2 separate regions of the Mus musculus genome follow, and region 1 is linked to region 2. A link is a loop called in an ENCODE intact Hi-C map of the cell type or tissue named here. Cell type or tissue: heart. All regions are shown on one strand.

Region 1 (8,000 bases), 100 kb after region 2:
ACATCACCGTACTGATAAGGACTAAGAAGAAAGACTTTTGAGTGTGTCAGAGATGGGACCTTTGACAGCACGGAAAAGCCAGAGCATATCTCTGTGAGCTTTACGGAACCTAACACAAAGCTGTCAGACTATTCAAAGCAGTCCTGTATCTCAGGCTAAGAGACTTGATAATCCTGTTTCTATGACGGCGGTCCATGCTGAGCTTCCTAACCTATCTGGAAGAAAATCTGGTCATTCAGATCCTAAAGTCACAGTCAACCAAGTAATAAACCTACAGGGAATGGCGTCCTTTACTGTGTACCCTTGCGACTCGAAGCTTCATCCAGCCTCTGGCCTGTCTTCAGGCCATCTCAGCCAGGTTGCCACCCATCTCCATTTTCAACAGTTCCAGAGGCGATTCCTCAACGTTTGGCAGTCTGTCCTACGGTTTCTGGAAATTCTTGACAAGGTCGATGAGAAGATAGGCCTCTCTGACCCATAATTTCTAAGAAGGCCTGCTTTGGCAGGCTGAGTAATGACTCAGTTGATAGGAAAAGTCAAGCCAGAGACCTCCCTCTTATAAAAAGTCAGAGCACAGGGTCACCGCAGCTGAGGCAAACAGGCTGGAGTCCCTCAGAGTGTGCTGGAGGGCCCTGGCTAGGGAACTGAAGACTTCTGTCCTATCCCAAAACATCAAAAGCTCAGAGTACAAAGAAGTATCTGTGCTGCACCCCGAGAACGAGTGCCAATGACATTACTCATAAGGAATGGCTGTTATCAAGGTCTTGTCACTGGGGTTTTTCCAACTTCTGGTACTCAGAACTGAGAATCCTTCAGACTATGTGCAGTGCTTAAAGACAAAGAGCATCAATTAACCTCAGACAAGCATACTGAAAACACAGTGGGATGAGAAAGACTCAGGACCCAAATGCATCCTTGCTGTAGGTAATAAGACAGCTTGCAGGGCTTGTAGAGAAGGGCTGGGAAGCAAAGTTTCATCAGATTTCCAAGACTTGAAAGTTGTCAGATGCTTATTGAGGACTGAACTGGGTGGCAGAGCATAATGATGCACCTTCCTGAGGAAGGAGATTAGTGTGAGCAAGCAACTATGAACAGCATGAAGGCAGCTAGCCAAGGCAGGTGTGTGGTGCTGCCAGAGGCAAGGGACACTCATGTGAAAAGGTGGATGGGGAAATGTAAGAGGGGCTAGGCATAGCTTGGAGCATGGCACTTGCCTGGAATGTGCCACTCTTGGGGTAGATCACTAACAGCAGAAAACAGGGAACAGGAAACACAGAAGAGCCTCATGGAGAAGCTGCTGAACTTGTAAGCACTTCATCTGCACTACAGGCCTAGGTGCACTGGCATTTGACGACAAACAGTTGGGAAGGGTAACTGTCTCCAGTCAGTGACCTGGAAGGTGCATGCCATGATGTAATTTGCTGAGATGTGAATCTGAATGGGCTTCGGGGAGGCTAAAGAGTCCATGCCAGCCATATCTATCCAGTGGGTGGAGCTCACTGAACACCTAGCATTTGTGTCTCCACACAGCTTGGCTCACTTTCTCATTGGCATTGACACAGTGAGTCTCACACGGGCTTTTCGTTTTTCCTTGAGGACTCCGGTGATAATGCAGTTTAAAAGGTAACAATAACTATAATGAAGTAAGTTTATTTTAATTGCAAACTTTATGTAAATACCTTTAGAAATTATCATAGTCCCACGTTTGTTTGAGATCCATTAAGTCTGAGAGCATCCTTTACTTTTATGACTATAGTTTACTATATTTTATGGTTGAACCCGTCATGGTGACACTCATGATTCCGGAGATTCACCAAGGTCGTGGGTAAAGTCATCAAGAGAGTCACTGATCAAAGGCTGTAGATAATATATTTTATTGCCACTCTACTAGGTACATCAAATCTTTTACATTTTGAAAATAAAACATATTCTCCCTTACACATTTTTCCTACATTTTGGAGGCAGCTAACATATTCTCTCCATGTATGGCCTCTTGGCTTGTACTACCAGAAGACAATGGAGTTTTTAGCCACACAACTGCAGACTGACCAATTATTCAAATGAGAAAGATAACCTAATTCTCCAGCTGAATGTTTTTCTCTCTGTCTATCCCTTAGAAGATAATAACCACTGAAACCCAAACTCTGGCTTCCTCCCCCAAACCGTCTCTTGAGCATCGCCAACTGAACACGATTTGACTCCCAACCTCAACAATTTCCTACTTTTGTCTTCATCTGACCACATGCATTTGACCACCAAAGCTGGAAAACTCAATATTTGGCCCCGACCTTCCTCTAACACTAATCAATCACTGAGTGAATCAAATTTACCTCCTAATGACTCTCAGACGCAGCCAGGCCTCCGGAGCCCCATAACTCTACCCTAACTCAAGGCCAAATCATCTGTCAATCATGGACCCTGAAACCTTGCCTATTTCTAGTCTCCACATTGGTAGAGAACCATTTCCCACCCCCTCAAACTGAAACTTGCGTTCACTGACTTCCCCTGAAGATCAACAACGAGTTTGGGGACAGAGATTTGAAGTCCGTTGACCACTAGCGGCTGTTTTCCCCTGACTGCGCCCAAGCTCGTTCACCTCTCTACGCATTTTGCTTTTTCACAAACTCATCTCTGTCTCATCCTCGGATGTTTCTCTTCTGGGCCAGTCTCAATCAGTCCTCAGGATCTAATTCAAATGTCACTGTCTCGGTAGAGCCATCTATAAATCTCAGTGGCTCTCCTGTCTGGCCTCCCCTGGCACTGGCTATCCGTTTCTATTACAGCAGCAGCACAGTTGACTGTAACAACTTGTTAATAGATTTATCTTCTCGAGCGGATCATGAACGTTGGTCCAACCCCGAGTCGCTAGTACCTAGGGACAATACTTGGCTCCTGCCATGCCACCAGGAAGTGTTTGCTGAATAAAGGGACCAGTGATGGAGGCTTGCAGCTACATCATAAAGTGAGCCATGTCATCAAAGAAGGAGATTGCTTTTTGTGTGTGTGTGAACTATAAAGTGAAGCCAGCGTGTCAGAAAAGGTAAGACAAGGATGGAGGCTGCTTTTAGAACTGCTTTCAGAACTTTAGGAATTCATCTGTCCTAACTAAAGACTCACCCAGGCAGTCTTGTGTGGCCTGTTAGAGGAGTTCACACGTGAGTACCAGATCCAGCAAATGCTCAATGATCGTGAGGGGAAAAAAGGTTAAAAGAAGCTGCTGGCTCTGAACTATGAGAGAAGACACGTAATTAAAAAAAATCATCTCTTAAATATTCTTCCTATTTGACACCCGAGATCACAATAACACACACGTGGCAGATACACGGAATGGAATGTGCAGGCCATCTCTGGCGTCAGTTTCCATCGGGAGAGAGCGGAGACCGGCGGCTCTTCCGTCAAGGTTTCACTCTGACACAGCTGGTAAGAAATGACTGTGTGCTGGTCACCACGCACCTTCAGGAGAAGCAAAGACAAGAAAAGATCCCTAAGATCCCCAGCTTTCTACAGGGATTAGGGTTTTCTACAAATTGGCGCCTTGACTTTGTAGAATCAAGTGGTTACTCTTTAATCCTCCTGGGTTCTATAAAGCCCTGAACTTCTGTTTGTATTTAACAGGCCTTAGGTAAGACTGGGAGGGTAGCTAAGCGTTCTAATCTACCTAGATGATTCCACTAAGTACAACTTGTCTAAAGACACAAGACATTCAAAAGGCAGTGTTTCCCAAGGAGCTCCAACAACCCCCCCCCCCAACACACACACACACATACACACTGTGTGTTGTTCTGATAAGAGTATTTTCAGAGATTGTGGAGGGGTGATATGAAAACAGGCCATGAGTAGACTGAGCTGGTGCCTCGACTAACACTGGCATTTGGGGTGATTTTGTGTCAGCCTCCAATGGGATTTCTCAGGTTTCACTCTCAATACTGTGGTGCAAAAAAATAAAATTAAATTAAAAAATAAAGCTTCTACTAGACTAAAGGAAAATGCGGACCAGTGAACGAGGTAGTAAATCTATTTCGTGGCACTGCTGGAGGTCACACCCAACTCTAACAAACTATATCACAACGATACATCTCAGCTGGAGCTGATTCTCCAACATCTCTCCTCCCGCAGCCTCACCGTACCCCACTGTGGTTCCCTCTATACTCTGAACCGCGCCGCGCCCTCCCGGCCCCACCCATCCCAATAAGCAGGGTCCCGCTTCTACACCCCACTATCACCCGCGGGGCGCCACCTACCGGGGTCCCGGCCCCGCCCAACCCCACGTGCCGCGCCCCGCCCGGGAGCTAGCGGCCCTTTAAACACCCCCACCCTTGCACACTACCCCCCCCCCCGGACGGCAGCCGAAGAGGGACAAACTCATGGCGTACAGCCAGTCTCTTCCGCGGAGCTTGTCCCCCGTAGCCCTAGCCCGCTGGGCTCTCCGCCCGGGGCTACGGTCCCCTGGCGCCCCCCACACGCCCCCGCAGCCGGATGCGGGAGTGTGGGCGCTGTCCGGCTCCAGGGCGGGGCGGGAGGGAACACGGACTCCGCCGCCGCCGCCTGCCTCCGCCTGCCGCTCGGGCCGCCCGCTCGCCCGCCGCTGGGTGCGCTGCACGCGGGGGGCAGCCGCGGTGCAGCAGAGGTTCATGCAGCGGCGGCGGCGGCGGCGGCTGCTGCTGCTGCCGCCGCGGAAACAGACAAACCGGGCGCTGCCGCCGCCACCCTCCCGCAGCTCCATGCCGCCGCCGCCGCCTCCTCCTCCTCCTCTCCGGCGAAGGGCGGGGGGCTCCGGCCCGGGGTGGGCACCACTCCTCGCAGCGCCGCTCCCCTCCCTGCCCTCCGCCGGGGCACGGGAGCCGGAGAGAGCGCCCGCCGCCTCCTAGGAGCGCACGCTCCGCGCGCCCTTGCTGGAGCGAGGAGGCGGGCGTGGGCGGGCGTCGGGGCAGCCGCGACCCAGCGCGCGGAAAGGGGAGGGGGCTTCCCCGGAGGATGCCCCGCGGCGGCGGCTCCTCGCTCTTAGGCGCTAGCTGAGCTGGACCGGGAGCGAGCGGCGCGTCGCCATGCCGGCGTGACGGGTGCCCGCGGCTGCCCGCGCCGGGCCCCCGCGCTGCCCCACGCCGCGCCGCGCCGGCGCCGGGCGGCAGGATGGGCTGTATCCAAAGCATCACCTGCAAGGCGCGGATCCGGCGCGAGAACATCGTGGTGTACGATGTGTGCGCCACCATCGACCAGTGCCCCACGCGCATCGAGGAGACCTCGCCCATCGTCCTGCGCTACAAGACCCCTTACTTCAAAGCCTCGGCCCGTGTGGTCATGCCCCCCATCCCCCGCCACGAGACCTGGGTGGTGGGCTGGATCCAGGCATGCAACCAGATGGAGTTCTTCAACACCTACAGCGACCTGGGCATGTAAGCGACCGGCCACGCCACGCGGCGCGGGAGCGGGGTCCTGGCCCCTTTCTCCACTCTCCATTCTGAACCCCCTCCCCAACCCCTCTTACCGTTGCCCCCATCTCTTTCCGAACCTTCCTCCTGCCTCCCCACCCACCTCCCTCCTCCCTGCGCTTTTGTTTCAGTGACAGGGCGGGTGACGGGAGGCTCCTCGCGAAGGCATTTTCTCGTGCTTTGCTTCTGACTTCCTCGGAGAGGCGAGGAGAATAGTGAGGGGCAGGAAGAACGCGACTGGGAGGGTACAAGAGGCAAAGATAGGATGATTGGCGATTGTCGTGGGAGTTTGGGGGCGCAGTCTGTATTTGTGGGTCTCCCTGGGAAGTTTGGGGAGAGGAGTGGAGTCCCGGGGGCGCATGGGCTGTGTCGTGCGTCTTTTGGAGAAAATCAAGCTGGCTTGGAAGAGAAGGTCCAGGGTGTAGGAATGGGAGTTAGAGGTTCTGCCTTTGCTTCCCAGGCCAGCGAGCCTAAGGAGCATCTCTGCCTGGAATCTCCAGCTGGGCAGAAAGCCCCTCTAGCTATGCGCCCTGAGGACCAATTCTGGGGCGGTGGGGAGCTGGAAGGCACCGGATGCTCCCGGGCCAAGAGAAACTGGTGGCCTTGTGCTAGCCTGGTGTAACACGAGGTGTTTCTTAGGCTCAAGGAAAGGATGAGACACTTCATCTGTCTGGGGTCTTTACTTTTCAAAACTTTCCTAATTGCGGCGCTGGAAGGGATTCCCAGGCGCCCACCGCCTATCCAGTCGGCTGGCTGGGAGCTCTCCAACTTCCTTCAGCAGCGCCGGTTAGAGCGCGCTGAGGGTTTGGCAGCTGCGGTGCACCTAGATCGCCAGGGCTCTGCGGCCGCCAGGGGCGGACATCCTGCCCTGGAACCACACTAGCTTTGAGAGGTCGTGTTCTGGACTTTTTTATCTACTAGATTTTCATCTGCCCTCCCGTCCCCTTTCGGAACTAGACTCCGTGTACTTGGCCACTACATTTGGCTAGGAGACTTGGGGCCTGTATTCTACTTACTATTACAATGTCAGTCTAGAACACCCTAATTAGCTTGTAGCCTATAGGGAAACCCCTTTTCTGGAAATTCAACCTCATTTCATTTCTTAATCTAAAACTGTGGCACTCTCAAGGTTTCCTATTTAATATGGATGTGGGATGGGGGAGTTCTCATTTTAAAAGGTCAAAGCATCTTTTCAGCAGCAGTTTTGGGGCTTTTTTTCTTGCACCCCGGGAGCATGTAAGTTAACACTAGTCATAGGTGCTAAGAGGAATTTTGACAGATTGTTTTGTTTCCATTTAACTCCCAGAGTTTGCACTTTGCTTCTTAAGCATAAAAGCTCAGGAGAGAGAGAGAGAGAGAGAGAGAGAGAGAGAGAGAGAGAGAGATGCAAACCCAGCTTTGCAATATGCCTGTGCACACTGTGTTCTTGTCTTTCTGGAAATGAGAGAAATGGGGGACGTATTTTGGGTGAATCATGCCACCTAAAAAGACACACCCCGAAAAAAGTGGTTAGAATTGTGGGCTTGTTTGTTTGTTTGTTGGGGGCTTTTAGAAACTCATTCTTTTCGGCCAAGTAAGAAAGCCTGGCAGGGGAGGGTGTCTGTCTCATGATGGGGCAGTCTGGGGAGGGGGTTTCTTAACCTTGCTGGGCCAGTCACAAAGCCTGAAACCCCTAGGAAAGGAAGCCCCCCCGGGGGGGGCTGGGCAGAAGCAGCGCCCCACCCATCTTTCTCATGACTACACGGGAGAGCCCTCTGTGGCTTCAAGACCCTTGTAAATCAGTAAATACGAGATATATATATAGAGAGATGTAGATATAGATATTCCTTCCATAAAATATAAAACATTTTCTGCCAAAGGAGTCGGGTTGAGCTGTACACAGACACGATAGAACTTCCTTGTCTCTAGGGGAGGGTGTGTCCACTTTTGAACCAGTTTTCACAGGCATGAATTCCTAACAATATATTCTCCTGTTATACCTTACTGAGTTCTTGCATTGGAGGTTTGGAAAGATTTTGTTTGTTTCGTTTAACTGCTACTTTCAATATTTTAAGATTGCTGGTTCCCGTGTTGTTGGGGAAGGGAAGCGAGAATAGTCTCCAAGAAATCATAAATTGCATTATTATAGATCTGTATCCAGAGTCAATCTCCCTCTTTGTGGTTGTAATAATTGTTATGTGTTTAGGGCCACTTTGGAGCTTAGGTTTTTACTGAACCAGTTTCTACAGAATATTTATGCTCTGGAAAACTTTGCCAATATAAACTTTTTAATGGGAACTCATATTGCATAGAAGTCACGGCAGTCTATCCGTTGTTGTGTCTACTTTAGCCAGTACTGTGAGTGGCAGACACTGCAGCCTGGGTGTTCACGCCTGTGCAGTGTTCTCTTGAAGAAGCATGGTGCTGTGAGTTAGGTTACGAGGGTGACTTCTCAGTATTTTGGAAAGAACTGTACAAGACTAAATCCACATCTCAAACACCAAGAAGCTACTAGTTCCAGGATTGAAAGAGCATGTCTTTGTGGCTTAAATGTTGAATTTCCTGGAGTAGAGATGGGGTAGGCTTTTTTAT
Region 2 (8,000 bases):
GACAAGATCCACCTTAGTTTTCTCACTTGCCTCTCTGACATGCTCCTCATAGGCCCTGGAGTTTCAAGCCCCAAGTATTCACTACTTGGTGCCCAGTTAGTGGCACAGTTGGGAGAGGCTTGGGAGGTGTGGCCTTACTGGAGGGATTCTTCACTGAGGGTGCGCTTTGAAGTCAAAGCCAGGCACAGTCCCTAGATTGTTATCTCTATCTTGGGCTTGAGGTTCAAGATACGAGCCCTTGGCTGTTGCTGTAGTCGCCATGCCTCAACTCCTCCATCGTGGATTCTCGTCCCTCTGGAACTGTAAGTACATACAAGCCTTGTCTTTGGCAAGTTGTTGGTGTTTTATCACAGCAACAGAAAAAATCAACTAACCCATAAAAGTAATACCTGGAAAGTGCTCTTCTAGAACAGGGTGTGGCACAGCAAATACTCTCCCTGTGCTTTTACAGGTATTTATTTCATCATCCTTTTTAGGTCTATTTGATTTGTACAATTCATTAAAAAAAAAAAAATCACTCTGTTGTTTCCTTCCTCGAACACCTTTTCCTTGTGGAACACCTCCTAGGCTAACATAATTTTTTTTTGTTAAGCTTTTCAAGAACAGGAGTTCCCGTGGCTTCATCCCTAGGGGACTTTTACTGGTGAGGGCATTGTTTTTGTCACTTGTCAAAGTGTCATTCTGCAGAGTAAAGGCAAGGTAGAATTTTGACTGAATATCCAAACATGATTCATATTTTGAGTTTTGATGTTTCTGAGGTGACGTTATTTCTATGCAAGATCTCAAAAAGATGGCAAACTCCCCAGACCAGTAGTCGATTTCTAGTCTTCTCTCCAAGGAAAACTCAGTCCTTTGACTCAGTGCAGACAGCTCCCTTTAAACTCCCTGTCTTGAAGAGACTTGACTCAGCTTCCTGTTCTTAGTTGTACAGGAAAGCACTCCACCTCTAAAGTCCTTTATCTGGCCCACTTGAGTACCCTAAGAGCAGCACCTATGTGCCGCCAATCAAGCCTTGAGCGCCTTCTCCTTTCTATTGCCGGGGACTTTTTTCCTCACTGTCTTCCCATCTCAGCTATGGATCTAATGCAAAATCCTTAAATGTTTTACTGGCATTCTTCTGTGCCAAACATGCAGGAGGGGCTTCCACATCTGTTCCATCTGCCAAGTTCTTCGAAAGTTTGTTCTATGCCTAATGAGACTCGGAATGGATTCCTCTGGGGAAAAGAACAAGGAATTCTGTATTTATTTGAAAAGAATGTGTTAGTATGCTGCATAGGATGACATTGTAGAAAGGTAATGCACTGGTGGGCTAGCACTGGGATCTCACATCTATACCCCCAACCCACAGGGCAAACAGACACCATCTTTCCATAGTCTGGGTCCCCAGCATAGAAAATGGGAGCTTATCAAACTTATCTGTATTGAAAACCCTAAAATCAGTGAATTAGGATCAGAAGAGAAGCAAAGAAAGTCAGAGAAGGGACCTTCATGTCTATTGGTCAGATGCTGGACCAGAGCCTGAGTTAAACTGTGATCCAGGAAATATCAGAGTAAAGGGACAGAGTACTGTGTGATCCATCCTGGCACTGTGGTCTCAAATGAGTAAAGAAATTGCTGGCCCAGCTTGCTTTTTGAGGCTTTGCTCCCTCATGTGTCACACCCACCTTTGCCACCTCATCCTGGACTTTAGGAGACCTCTGTGTGACATATAAGCTCTCTGTCAGGGGGACAAATAAGACTATGTACACCCTTGCTATATTTGTTGTTAGTAACTTTTTTTTTTGCAAACTACAAAACATTCTGTCTAGTAATGTCTGTAGGGCTAGGTACTCTTAAAAGCATTCCACTAAGTGTTCCAAACCTAACATGTCCTTACATGGGGCGGGGGCAGGGAATAGCAATGATATGGTCACCTGCTACAGAACATCTGGATCAAGGATGATGTCATACATGAAAGCAGATTCATAAGAGTATATTGGAGCTGAAAAATCCCTATGCCCTAGATGACAAGACAGCTATTATAGTATAGTAGTGTTGTACAAATGAATTGCTACACTGCCCATCACATAAGAGTCTAGCTCATGCAATTATACTTAGTGTTTGATACTTGATAATGACAGCAAACCACTTTGCCATTGACTTATCTATATACTATACTATACTATATTATACTATACTATACTATATGATATTATACAATACTATATATTTTATCATTACTATCTTTCCTCATTAAAAACTTGAAACAAGTGCATGTTAAACTAATAGTAGCCTCACATATTTTGTGTCTCTTGTGTCTCTTGATTGTATCAGGGCCACATGAGGTGATTGGCAAACACCATTCAGGATACATCCCCTTCATTGAAAGATGTGTATAGTATAGACTTTTATGAAGTTGTATTCTTTCCCTGTAGTTATCCCTATAATGTCACATGAGCAAAAATATTAAAGCTTAAGGTAAAATTTTTTTCATTTGGAGTCACAAGGGTCAGAATAAGTCTTTGCAAAAATAATAGTTACTTAGCTTATATCCACCTAAGATAAAGAGAATTCAGTAGAGTTTTTTTTTTTCCTTCTCAAAATGAGAATGCCCAAAGGCATGGATGACTCTGTTCCATGGCTCTATTCGATGACTCTGAAGCCATGACTCTGTGTTTGTATCTCTTGAGTTTGCAGCTCTAGCTTATGGCTGTGGGCACCCATACTGTGACAGGTCGTGTGACCCATAGGCCTTGATCAACAAACCAGAGTAAGCTGGGATCCACTATGGTGTATAAAAAAGATGGAGCCTTAGCTCATCTCCCAGTCCCCCAAGGAAATAACCAGTCCATCTTCCAATATTCACTGAGCCCTCCATCTGGTCCAGCCCTGTGACAGATTCCAGGGGACCAAGATTACAAGAATAAGGCAATAAAAAGAACTTTGGAAGAAGTAAGCAAGAATCTGTACCTCAAGTTTGTTGCTTGTTTTCAAAGCTTCCCATTCAGTTGAGGAAAGACAATGGCTGCATCGAAACATTTAACAAAGCAAGATAGAGACAAGAAATCCAGACGAATGCACAGGGGAATGGCAGATGTTGAGCCGGTCAAGGGTGATAGACGCAGGGGGGGGGGGGGACACGACACGGACACATGCTGGAAATGTTAGTCCTAAGAATGACAATTTGCTGTAATTTTGCCCTGGTGAACAAAGCCAGCCATGAGCCAATCCAGAGTCCCTGTTGGTGAGCAAATTATACGTGAAAATATAATGCTCTGATAACCATTGCCAAACTAGACACCAAATAGCTCTTGGATGAAAGGTCTAGGTTTTTAGTGACAGTCAGCTGGCTGGTAGGTAATTTTTCCCCCCAGAAACAGTCTCAACTCTCTTGATTACAGGAAACTAAGATTGAACATTTTATTAAGAACATTAATTTTCCCCAGAACTAAATTCTAAGCTTCAACTTTGAAAGTAATTCCATCCTAGAATATATTTAGGAGCTGTTTGCTTTGACAGTAGAGGCACCCATGCCTTCCATGAACTTGTTGCCACTACAAGACAAAACAGGCTGCAAAACTCCTATCGCCTTGTATAAACTTTTGGCCAGAGATCATATCTCAACTCCCATATTCTTTCTCTATGAAGGACAGCCCTGTGTAACAGACGTATTGTGATCAGAGGTAGATACAGGTAACAGTGATTCTACAGCTTGTACACTTTAGAGAGCACTGTGGGAGGAGAACACACAAAATGTGGGGGCTGGACAGATGGCTCAATGATCAAGAGACCTGGCAGCTCATCCAGAGAAGCCAGATTCAGTTCCCAGAATACACAGTGTCTCACAGTCATCTCTAACTCCAGTGCTGGAGGAGCTGATGGCATCTTCTGACCTCTGTGAGCACTCGGTGTGCACATGGTACACAGACATACACCCAGGCAAATAGTTCATACAAATAAAATATAAAATAATATTCTTAAATACAAATCTTTAATAAAAATAGATATAACTTAGCTACTTATGTAAGATAGGAAAATTATCAGAGGAAATCCATGGATCCTAGGTGTTAAGTAACTATTACTTCCTAATTGAAATATCCTCTCTGAGAAGGAAGAGAAAGGCTCCTAAGACTCATTAAGCTAAGAAAACTTTTAAGACTCAGAAAGCTATAAGCTTTACAAGATGCCTCCCTAAGGTTACGAAAGCAGTAAACACTGTCTCAGGAGAATATTTTATTTGGCCAGAGGAACCACCCGGAAGTCACACAGGAAGCTTCAGGGACGCAGCTGTCACAAGTTATCATCCATGCTGGGGTGGGGTTTTCTAATGATGTAGCTGCGCCCTGAGGAAATCATACTTCTCCAAGTTATCTTTCACCCATGCTCCCAGAAGTAATCTCTGTGAACTGACTGGTTCATTAAGTTAGACTCCGATAGAGCCTTTTCTTTGGTCTGTTTCCAGTGCCTCGAGTGGATGAATACATGTTCGCTCACAGCTCCCCAGGAAAAGCCACAGGATGCTTGTTCTTCAGAAACCTCTTAACCATAAATGGGTTTGTGGCAACGTTTTTCCACCTGCATCCTGGCCTGCCCTCCCCACCAACGACACAGTGACTCCCTGCATCTCTGTGCTACCCAGGCTCAAACTTTGAACTCTGTTTACTACCCAGTAGGTCAGCCTCTGACCCGGCTCCTCTTGTAGCTAGGCTCACTTATTGCCCCCAAGTACCACTCTTACTCTGGATAGTCAGAGTACCCAGTCACCCTGCCCTGGTTTCATACATTTTATTTGGCAATTTGCTTTGTCTATGGCTAGACTCAACAACCACCTGTTGACCAAGAGGTGGGAAGCACCGTGCTGCTATGGAGATGAACTTTCTAGTAAATGGCCGTAATATCTACATATTTTGAGGAAGTGAGTCCTCATTTGTTCATTTATTTTTATGTTGTTTACTATAAGAATTGCCGATGTGCTAGGACCTGAGCAAGAGATCAAGTGACAGAGCCACATCAAGGAAACTGGTATTTCCACTTCTCTCAGGTGAGAACCTGAGTCACTGGAACCTGCTAAGTATCTGCCAATAACAGAGCCAGGGTATGAGAGGTGAGCCTATGTTTTTTAGAGCCAGAGGTTTAACCACCTGGCTAACCATCTAGCAAGAGCCTTCTCTTTTTTGATGCAGACACATACAGACAGACACACTCACTCCAATAATAGATGCTTATGGGCTGCAATTTACAGAGCATTTCTTTCGAAATTGTATCGTCCATCTTCTAATAACCCTGTGAAACACAGGGGAGAAGGGAGAGGAACAAGCCAGGTCTACACTGTCAGCCAGCTGGGGCCTGGAGAAAACCCCTTTTTGGCAGAATGGGGAGAGTTCTGATTAAATCATTTGTAAGGCGCTCTGCTGTCCTTTGAACATCCCTCTGGCAACTCCAACCATATATCCCTTCCCACAGGCCCCTTTGTCATGTGAGTAGAATCGGAGGAGGCAACTGAGCAGGAAGAAAAGGAAGGGAGAGATTGATGGCGGGGTTTGAGTCTATTCAGAGGCAGGAGCAAATGTGCAGCCACGAAGAAACTTAAAGCTTTTTTGGCCAAAAGCCCTGAAGCTGAGGAGTTCACTAGATGCCGGGATTTGTTTCCGCTCAGCCAGCTGCCAGCGAGCAAGCTTCCTGAGCTCTGTCCTTGTCAACTAGGGGCTGTGAAATTACCCCCTTCCTCACCTCCCCCAGTTCTCAGCTCTCCCCCCAGCCTTTTCTTTCTCTTTCCAGGTACTAAAGACATACTGTACATGGTAGGTACTAAGCATGGTACTAAGCACCATACTGTACATGGTAAGTACTAAGCACCCCCATAAGTACCAGCTTCTAGACATTGCTTCTTAAGAGACTAGAGATGCAGATCGGGGAAGGATGGACTTGCAAAAGGCCAAAGCTGCCCAGACAACTCTACAGACATCAAGAAGCACTGCATTTTAAAGTATAAGGGAAGTGATTCCTAAAATATTCAGTAATTCTCTTTAGACGGTCGCCACTTCTCCGTTTGATTTTTATTGTGGTGGAGTAAGGTTACACCTTGTTTCTTTCTGAGGAAATACTTTCCGTCCAATCTCTCTTTGTCAATCCTTCAGTTTTCTAATCTGGGCTAATAACAAACTCCAAGAAGTGGGCAGACCCCTAAAATTAAAAGCAGATTGTCAAAGGGAATTGTGGTCCCACAGAAGTGTGTGGAATGCCAGCCCTTGGCCCCAGTGTTCTTGAGTTAAAAGCAGAGAGCTTTGAAAGTGCAGGCTGAGTGATGTGGATAAGTGGCAGGTGTGTGCGCATCCAGAGAAAGGTTTCCTTCAGAGATCATAAGCAACCACCTCAATTAAAAGCTGTCCTCTTGACAAAAATGGGCTTGTACCACTGTGGGGGTCAAAGGAGGCAGTACTTGTTTAAAGCCCTTTAAATTAATTCGATTGGGGAAAGGAATATAAGTAAATTAATTAGTTTCACGTTTCCTATGCACAAAACCCCCAAACAAAAACAGTCTGTGGCTGATTCAGACACTGCCCGTGACTGGAAGCAGCACTGTTCCATCCACTCTGCACAGTTGCATCACTGGCTCCTTATTTAGTCAGCCTGGGGCAATGGGTGGTGGCCTATGATTCTGATTATCCCCATGCCCTGGAGTTTGCAGCATTCTCCTAGCTGGTTCCCAGGAGCCTCACCTAACAATATACTGGCACGTGGCTCCCAGAACACCCCTGAAAGAACATGTCACCTAACACTGGAAAGTCCCATTACCCATTCTTATTTCCAACAACCTAACAGAATGAAAATTAGTAGTTAGTAGTCCTTCCTTCCCTGGCCCTTCACATTCCTAAATCCAAAATTCTTCCCCATATCCCACCTTGAGCATTTCTTCAGTTGATCTGTTCTGCTTACTGTTAACCAAATCCAATATAGCCCCCCCTCCCTTCCTGGATCACCCAGCCATTTTCTTGGACTCAGCCCACCTGGGCTTTCCCAAGATCCAATCACCTCTCCTCCCTGGGGCTCCATGGAACCATTGAGTTTCCCAGCTCGCTTCTCTGCAACTTTCCTGATTATAGTCTACTGTTTCGTCTCCTTTCTTTCTGTATCTTGTTCTAATGTCATTTGACTCCTAACCGTTCCCCCTCTTCTCTCTCTCTCTCTCTCTCTCTCTCTCTCTCTCTCTCTCTCTCTCTCTCTTCCCCTATACTTTTTTGAGGACATGACAACGGTGTGTACCATCACAATCAGATCCCCACTAGGCCACTATGTGAACACAGTGCTTTCTTTGAATATGGTACGAGTTTTATTTAAAAGGCAGCATGGGCTTTGTTCCATCCTCCTGGATCAACATTTTGTCCAGTGTCCCCAGGCCTATGTCCTTGAGGTGTTTACCATTATAAAGCTTCCATTTCTTCACCTGTAAGTGGAAATGGTTGTTGAGGTTTTGTCTTTTGCTGGTATTGTAATGCTAAGTGCTAGGACCCCAAGATCCGAAGTCTGTATGTAGCTTCTGGCAACCTACCCCCAGTTAATTCTGATTGGTATTGGAATAAATAAATAAAGAAATAAATAAATGCTCTGTGTGTGTGTGTGTGTGTGTGTGTGTGTGTGTGTGTGTGTGTTTCATTCAGGAACATAAACCATGGAGGCAGGTAGTAGCCATGTGCCAGGATTTATTAAACAAATAACACTACAAATGGTTGCACTGCCCATTTCAAAAAGTTATGGGAAGGGTTGGGGTGGGGCCCATCAGTGTTCAGGAAAGTCTGCTGTGTGGTGTTCAACACTGGTGAACTGGTGAGACATTGTTATCAGCACTAGCTGTTACTGGAATCTAAAATAGGAGATCTGACCTGGGTAGACGCTTAAACAGTAAAGGCACTTCCATGCAAGCCTGGCGACTGGATTTTGATCCTCAGAGCACACATAAATGTGGAAGAAGAGAACCAATCCCACAAAGTTGTCTTTTGATCTCCACATGAATGTGTCTGTAG

Evidence for each region. A loop is a pair of places that touch in the nucleus more often than their neighbours do. Peaks named below come from ENCODE experiments on the same cell type or tissue, not always from the same donor. Only the 100,000 strongest peaks of a DNase experiment are listed, where the experiment ranks them.
Region 1: a loop joins it to region 2, with 2.1 times the contacts of the local background. A loop is called at or near these places in 2 of 42 quality-filtered maps.

What each region holds. Positions count from the first base shown.
Region 1 is chr1:166,996,436-167,004,435 of GRCm38, forward strand. Fam78b (family with sequence similarity 78, member B) reads left to right here and starts at 4,982. Exons shown (of 3, transcript NM_175461.4): 1 at 4,982-5,393. The coding sequence starts at 5,131. It overlaps Gm16701 (predicted gene, 16701), which reads right to left and starts at 3,295. Exons shown (of 3, transcript NR_037988.1): 1 at 3,118-3,295. In heart, CTCF peaks have their summits at 4,231 (motif pointing left) and 6,283; DNase peaks (open chromatin) are centred at 4,366, 5,146, 5,516 and 6,256; H3K4me3 peaks cover 2,663 bases; H3K27ac peaks cover 1,409 bases; H3K27me3 peaks cover 3,780 bases.
Region 2 is chr1:166,895,172-166,903,171 of GRCm38, forward strand. No RefSeq gene overlaps it. Among named protein-coding and RNA genes, the nearest start is that of Gm33404, 44 kb to the left of the region's middle. In heart, no CTCF peak of the experiment used is centred here; a DNase peak (open chromatin) is centred at 4,250.